Regions from separate parts of the Mus musculus genome. Here region 2 is linked to region 1. The links are chromatin contacts, found by Hi-C or POLR2A ChIA-PET in ENCODE. All regions are on one chromosome and are shown on one strand. Each heading gives the region's core, a stretch centred on a gene start or an enhancer-like site at or near the end of the contact. The rest is flanking DNA. Distances are from core to core; before and after follow the strand shown. Region 1 overlaps Gm30125 (a long non-coding RNA gene). Region 2 holds the start of Stoml3 (stomatin (Epb7.2)-like 3).

Region 1 (3,940 bases), core at 823-3,322:
TTTCTCACAGCGTTTGAGCTCAGGTCTAAAATAAACCTGTCCGAGGTTTGGTTTCTTTGGGAGGTCCCGCACCTCACCTGAACTTGCAGGTGGACCCTGCATCCACTCTGGCCATTCGTCTGTGCAAACATATCTATGTTTACATCTCCTCTTGTAGAGACAAGTTGCACTTGGGACCACCCGGATGATCTCATTTTAACTTACCTCCTTCGGGGCCCCATTATTTCCATCACCGAGGTATTTGTGGCAGGTGGAGGTGGGAAGCTGGCCTTCAGTCTGAAAGGGACACCAGAATCTTCAAACAGTCAGGTTCCCCAAGCAAACAAAGCAAAAGATAAAAACAAGTCAAAACAAAAACACAAAACAACTTACATATGCTGTGTCAATCAAAGGATGGAAGGCTTTTGCTTCCTTCTTCCTGCAGAGCTGGAGATTGGCGCACATACCTTAGGGGAAGTTCTAGGAGAGCTACATCCTCAACTCCGATAGATGCCTGGGTGATGGAGAAGTCACGGGAGCAGTCCCATCCCTGCTGGATATTAGTGCGCTGTCCTGACGTCACAAGAGCCTGCACAGACCCCGTTCTACCTGACTTTAAATTAAATGCATCATGTTTTTGTTGTTGTTATACAATTTCTTTAGCTGCTTTTTCACGTGTCTTCCCCCAAATTGACGGAAACGGGAAGTGGCAGCATTAAATAGAGGGAGGTGAGCCATTTCAGGAACACAGATGTCTCTTCAGCAGGATCCAACTCAAGAAAGGCCTTGGATCTTCTGAGGGTCAAAAGGAGCTTTCTGTGCCACTTGCATGATTTCTGCATCACAACGTGTGTGTGTGTGTGTGTGTGTGTGTGTGTGTGTGTGTATGTGTGGTGTGTGTGTGTGTGTGTGTATGTGTGGTGTGCGTGTGTGTGTGTGTGTGTGTGTGTGTGTGTATGTGTGTATGTGTGGTGTGTGTGTATGTGTGGTGTGTGTGTGTATGTGTGGTGTGTGTATGTGGTGTGTGTGTGTGTGTGTGTGATTTCTTGTGTGCAGTGGCACTTCTGCACGTGGTGGTTGAGGTTGAAATTAGTTGTCCTTCTCAGCTGCTATTCATTTTGTTTCTGGGCACAGTGGTGCCCACTGTTAGTCCCAGCGCTCATGAGACAGAAGCAGGTGGAGCTCTGTAAGTTTGAGGCCAGCCTGGTCCGCCAGTGAACTCTCGGAGAGTGTGGTAGTGTGTATATGCTTGGCTCAGGGAGTCAAACTACTCAGTGTAGCATTATTAGAGTAGGTGTGTCACTGTGGACGTGAGTTTAAGACCCTCGTTCCAGCTGCCTAGAAGCCAGTCTTCCACTAGCAGCCTTCAGACGAAGACGTAGAACTCTCAGCTCTGCCTGTACCATACCTGCCTGGATGCTGCCATGCTCCCACCTTGATGATAATGGACTGAACCTCTGAACCTGTAAGCCAGCCCCAATTAAATGTTGTCATTAATAGAGTTGCCTTAGTCATGGTGTCTGTTCACAGCAGTAAAACCCTAACCAAGACAGAGAGCAAGGGCTTTCTAGAGAGACCCTGACTCCAAAAAATAAAAGTAAATATAATTTTAATGTTATTATTGCAGGGGTGGGGTGTGAGAAGAGGTCAGAGGCCAACTCTCTCCACTGAGTTCTGAGAACTGAACTTGGGTCTTCTTGGTTTAGGAACACAACTTCCAATGGGCAACTCTTTCCAGTCCTGCACATGAAGTTGGGATGCCAAGAGTGAGAGACCCTGGAATCTGGTTCTAGCTTATGATAGATACAGGTTTGCTTGAATAAATGGCCAGCCAAGTTATGTAAATGATTAACCGTGTGATGGACAAGTTTGATTCACAGTGATGTTTATTTGATTGATTGATTGATTGATTGATTGACTGGTGTTTCTGTTTTGTCTTGTCCCCCTCAAAAGGACTGATGGATCGAAATTCTGCTGAGTTTTCCGGATTCTACCAATAGGTGGCACCATCTGCACGCCATTGCTAACTTTTTTTCCCCCCTTGCTTCCCCCTGGCAAGTCAGCTCTGGGCTCCACCGTGGGGAGTCCACCCCAGCCTAAGCTTGTTTAGGGCAAAGTCCCTAGGATCTGCGCTCGCCTTGGGCCGCCCCTGTCCCGTCAGCAGAGTCGAGTCAGAGGAAACACCACACCCTCTGGGTGGGGGAGGTGGGCAGTGATTTAGAGAAAGGGAATCGCCCTTTCCTGATCTCTGTTCCGTTTTCTGCTTCAGATCTGTATAACTGGAAGATCCAGACCACCCCCCACCCCCCCTCCGCTGATAAGTGCCAATCTGTCTCTCACACCCATCGCCCTACATGGGATGTTTGCCAGCAATTCTGATTCTGTTTTCTTTGGCTCGTAGGGAACTTAGTAGGACAGAGGCAAGAAAGGGTTTTTGGCCTCAGCCACCGGTACAGTGGCTAAAAGCTACTGTCTTTTGAAGCAACTTTCTCACCCAAACACCCCGATTGGGACCCCAGCATGCACACAGGTTCTCAGACCCTGGACACTTTTCACCTGTACCTTATAAGTGGAAATCGGGGTGCCCCTCGAAAAACCATTAATTTGTGTACGACTTCTGAAGTTCCTTAAGGGCGGTTCTAAAGCGATGAGAGAGAGAGAGAGAGAGAGAGAGAGAGAGAGAGAGAGAACCCCTTAAAATTGTATACCTCTATTGACCCACTGGCTCCGGAAAATGCTGGGACATTAAATTCAACTTTGTCACTCAATCACCTCCAGACAAAACAAAAACAAACAAACAAACACTCCAAAAAGTTAGAGGGATTTACAGGAGTGCATAGCTCTCCGTGTACAATGCCAAGACACTTAAAAGGCAGAGGCGAAGCCAAGAGTATGCTGGCTGCTGTCCAGTCAGCTCACTCTGAGCTCCCCAGGGCTTGAACTGCTCAGGTCCAAGGAAGAGATCCTAAAAAAACAGAGAAATGGGGCCAGTTAGCAACCAAAAAATAATTTAAAAAAAAAATGCCAGTACAAGGAGCCACAGGCACCAATTACAGACCATAATCTCACACCTATAAGAACAGTTAACCTGAGCCACAGGTATGATACTCACTCCTTCCACGTGGTCCCAAATCACCCTTTTCCTCCTGAGCAGAGATAGTTGTCAAAAATTAGGCGCCACACCTGCCTTTACTCCTCAAAAACCTAGAATTTCTTTTGCACCTGCTACCAACCCAGCTTACCTGCCCCTCTGTCTGAAATGCATTTTCTAGCTCTCCCAGACTCCACACCGGAAACAAATCCAGGTCCAGGGATCCTGCTCCAGGACCTGCAACGACAGTTTCCTAAGGTATGGGCTGGGACAAATCCAACAGGCTTGGCAGCGTACCACCCATACAGCCATGCCCATAAGGGTTCGGCAATATCCCATAAACCAAAAGACTAGACTAAAAATTGCTCCTCATATCCAGAGGCTGTTAGAAGCTGACATCCTCACCCCATGCCAGTTGGCTTAGATTATGCCTTCCTGTATTCCAAATCTGTACACTTTGCTCTGTCCCCTCCTCACAGACATCCAGAGCTGTATAGACAGCCTGGATGCTCTCTTGAGGATGCTCTCTTCCCCATTCCCCCTGTACCAGTGAGCCAGCTCATATTTGCCTTTGAACAGTCTGATCCAGTGCCCAATGAGAATAGCCAGCTAACCTGGACATGACTTAAAATTCCCCTAGACTCTTTGGGGAGACATCATAAAACGACTTAACCGGATTCGGGCTGTCACACCCTGGCTCCTTTCCACTCCAGCGTGTAGATGATCTTCTACAGGTAGCAGCTGCCAACCACCTCCTATTTGAAGTACACAGAGGGCTTGCTGAGCTCTGCCAAATGGAGGTCTCTAGTAGGATATAGGCTATCTGGTAGGATAGTGGTTCACGCACGGGAGGAAACGCTCAATGATACC
Region 2 (3,940 bases), core at 768-3,267, 1.2 Mb after region 1:
GTAAATTCTATTATGTCCGTTCCACAGATGGAGGTCAAATGCTAGGTCACGTGGCTGATACATGAGCGAGCAAGAGTTCCTTCCGGTGCTGGCAGTGTGGGCTCCAGGCTGCGTTCTCAGGCCCTGTGTGCCTGCCTTGGCTTCCTCACAGAGCGGTGGAATGAGGGAAGGCGTAGGTTAGGCAGGCACCGACCAGTGTGGGCTTGCTTATGTTTCTGCTGGAATCTGGTTTTCTGGACCCAGCTGCCTTCCTTGAAATTCTAGAATCCCACATTTATTTGTGTAAGAGCTGTGGCTGGGTTTGCAGAGGAGACATGTACTTGGTGAAACTAACCAAGGTGTGGGAAACATTTAAAGATGTTTCTACTAGAATGAAACCAACTGGATAGGTGGGGGAAGAAGAGGTAGAGAGCGCACATGGACAAAGGGCTGTTGGCTTGTCCCGTTCTGTACTTCTACACAGATGGAAGCAAATACTTAGACTATCCACGTAGGAGAGGGATTTCCGGTGTCAGGATAAATTTCCTGTGGCACTTGGGTCTAGGAATCGGGGACAAAGGGGTATCCTGGGCCATGTCCTTCCTTAGCTTCCCATCACTTTGATAAACACCATGACTGTAAGCAACTCGGCAGGAAAGGGTTAATTTCAGCATACAGCTCACAGGTCACAGGAAGTCAGGGCAGAACTGAGGGTAGGAACTGAGATAAGGTGCGCAGAGGAGCACTGCTTTCTGGCTTGCTTTCAGAGGCTTGCTCAGCCTTCTCTCAAATACAACCAGGCCCGCCTGCCTGCCCTGGAGTAGCACCCACCACAGTGGGCTAGACCCCCGCCCTCTGCCCTCCACAGGGCAATGTGACAGGCATTTTTCTCTTTCTGGTGTTCCCTGTTCCCAGATGACCCTAGCTGTGTCTGATAGGCAAAAATAAATAAACAAGTAAATAGATAAATAAATACGGACTGAGCAGCACAGCCAGGAAGCTGAAGCTCTGCGTCTCACAAAGAGCCTGTCTGTCATCATCCCGTTACTTACTTATTCACTGGACAGACACCAGGTAGCCATCAACTCTGGCCTGTGGTGCTCCAGAGCCTCCTGGTGTGGTAGAGTATAGTCCACCACCCAGCATGCCGTTTCTTTAAAGGAGCATATGATATTGAAAGTTCTACAGTTCATGTAAGCTCTGTCCCAGCCACTCACAGCCACTGTAGTGGGATGGTACAAAAGTTTGGAAAGATGATACAGGAAGGAATGGGCATGGCTGTGCACAGCAGCCGTTTAGTTAAAGCAAAGAGACAGGAGGCTAAACCTGGCTGGTCTAGGAGAAAAGGCAGACAAGAGTCTAGCATTGTGTTTACACTTATCTGTGCAAAGGTCCTGAGGTGAGAGGTTGCACAAAGCTTTGAAGGTAGAAATCAGTGCCTCGTGCCTGAAATCTTAACACTGAGGGCAGGAGTCCAGGAGGTACTGAGGCAGGAGCATTCCTGGGAGTCTAAAGCCAGCTTTAGAATGAGATGCTGTCTGAAGACAAGCAACTAAAAGCTTAGAGGAATTGATACATGGTGGGAGGGGAGGGTCAGATAAGGGAAGGACTGACCCCCGTACTTTCAAACTTTGCGTGGGACACCTATGACATTAGTCTCGACTGTCAATTAGTAGTTGAGTTACCTTAGGGTATGACAAGATTAGAATGGCATTTGAAAGTTTTCTTACTGCGACGTGTTGGATGCATTAGGTTGCATTATTGTAGTATAACACCTGAGGACATATATATCAGATAATGAGTTACACAGGGGGGTAGCAGTGTTGTTTAGAAAGTAACTGATACAGGAACCATATAGCATATAGGAAGCAGCCCCTGGCAGAAGGCTCTCTTCTTTTGCCTTTTTCCCTTTGAACAAAGACAGTGTGATGTCAGGGAAGGTGCTTTGTTTACGTTTCTAGGCTTCTTGCACCAGGGTTACTACTCCTCAGGGTGTACGCCAAGGAGAGGGAACCTCTCTTGCTTTGCCTTCCTCTCCACACACCACTGAGCTGATGCCTGCTGCCAGGCTCGAATCCCGACCCAGGAGCACCTGCAAGATTTGAAAGGCACCTCAAGAATGAGATGGATTCACCGGAGAAACTGGAGAAGAACAATTTAGTGGGTAGGTTCCTTCCTCCTCTCTGAATGCTACCTAGCCACACATTAATCAGAGAAGGACTGGTGCACTAGAGAGCTGGGACATCATCACTGTGTACCCAGTGAAACAAACGCACTTGAACTGGGTATGCCTGTAATACAGTACTCTGAAGGCTGAGTCTGGAGAATTGCTATGAGTACAAGGCTGGCCTGGGCTATGTCACAAGACCCTGTCACAGAGAGAGAGGTTGAGAGAGGGAGAAGGGAGGCTTCAATTCTATTGTTTCACATTCGATATTTCCACTGGTTATATTTGATTTTTGAATGGCGGTCTGTAACTTGTCCCCAGAATTCCAGTTGTGACCAAAGAGGCATGTGTTTATCTTTGCACTTCTGGCCTCACCTTACATAGCCCAGATATGATGGAGGCTGACTTCCCTCCTCTTCAAGTGCGACACTATGATTTAGAGAAAAGTCTGCTTAAGCTACATAATTTCAGATAAATGGAGAGAAGTTGAAAAAAGTAAGACTTAGTCCGTAAGTACCAAGTACTATGCTTAGTTTTAATGACTCAGATGAGTTGGAAATTATACGGTTTTTGTTACCATCTCAGACCTGATAATTATGAGGGAAGTCCCCGCTATCAGTTTACAAGGGTAAAAGCTGGGTCTTGGGGAGCTTAGGGACTTGGGGCCGTGGGTGTGTTTGCTGAGTGTGTTCGTGCATGGGATTTAATCTGTGCTCTGTAACCTTCTGTTGCCAAAACCCTATTTCAAGTTGGAAGCTGAGAAAGAACCTGGTATTGCTAATTCAGAAAAGAAAATAGAAGTTTACCCAAATTGGGAAACAGTCTTTTCTCCGCAAGTAGGCATGTCAGTACTGAGAGGCTGCAAGCATTAGGCATCATTTGAAAACTCCTTGTAGCTCAGGCTACCACTGAGCTTCCTGCCTCCGCCTCCTAAGTGCCGGGATTGCAGGCACGCAAGCACTATGCTCTTCGCTTTCTTTTAGTATTTTTTTAAGAGTCAAGTTCACAGCATTGTTAATGAAAAATTCAACTCTCATCTCAAAAGGAGTAAGAGATGGTTTATTGCTAGGTCTGGCATGGCCTTGGTAGGGACAGAATGACACGGTTCCTGCCACTGGGACAGGGTCAGCAGACATGGGACTCCACCAGTGTCCATGGTGGCTGTGGGCATAAGGCTTTTTTTAAATAATAATTACATATTTTTACATTCCTCCTTCAAGGAACATCCTCCCTCTTATCACTGACTCCGTGGAAGTCAGAGGCAGCCTGAGGCAGGAGGCAAAGGTGTGGCTAATGTCTAAGCAAAATGGTAAACGCTGGGACCTTCAGGACAGCCCTTAAGGCTGCATAAAAGAACTCTAAAAAATGGGTTCAAAGATATATAATTTCTCAAAAAATAAGGATGCAATATGAATTATATGAGGGGCTTCATGAATCTAAAGGAACAAAAGCAGCCGCACCGTGAGCCAGCTTGTCAGAAAGATGCTAAGGAAGGAGACACAGAGATTTAGGGAGCAGTGATCACAGGAGACCCCACCCTGCTAAGGTTTTTTCTTTATGCTTACAAAGGTAGAGAGATTCGTGAGCTCAGGGTCAGCCTGGGACCGAGCCAGGTTAGGCCGCCCCCCCAATGTGGTAGAAATGATAATTTCAGGGTGGGGTCCCATCCAGCTAGCTTGGTGTCTGGTCTCTAAATTCTTTTGCAAAGTTAAAAGAAAATGTGTGCTTGCTGTCTCCTAAGAATTAAGGGTCTGGGGTCCTGAGATGCTGATTCATAGGATAAGCAAAAGGGAA

What was found. A loop is a pair of places that touch in the nucleus more often than their neighbours do. ChIA-PET counts read pairs that join two places held with the same protein, here RNA polymerase II (POLR2A).
Region 2: a loop to region 1 is called in a map of heart, with 4 times the contacts of the local background. The contact joins the promoter of Stoml3 here to the enhancer-like site in region 1. A Hi-C loop is called at or near these places in 7 of 37 maps with a recorded cell type or tissue (Patski, heart, left cerebral cortex and 1 more). POLR2A ChIA-PET finds 5 or more read pairs at or near these places in 1 of 5 experiments (Patski).

Annotation. Positions count from the first base shown.
Region 1 is chr3:52,255,864-52,259,803 of GRCm38, forward strand. It overlaps Gm30125 (a long non-coding RNA gene), which reads left to right. Exons shown (of 2, transcript XR_375648.1): 2 at 425-633. Among named protein-coding and RNA genes, the nearest start is that of Foxo1, 11 kb to the right of the region's middle. Within about 2 kb of position 2,073, at least 1 of the 3 ENCODE cell types and tissues checked has a DNase peak (open chromatin) inside an H3K27ac peak, as active enhancers do; it is heart, where a contact is called at or near this core.
Region 2 is chr3:53,486,690-53,490,629 of GRCm38, forward strand. It overlaps Stoml3 (stomatin (Epb7.2)-like 3), which reads left to right and starts at 2,018. Exons shown (of 7, transcript NM_153156.2): 1 at 2,018-2,143. The coding sequence starts at 2,104.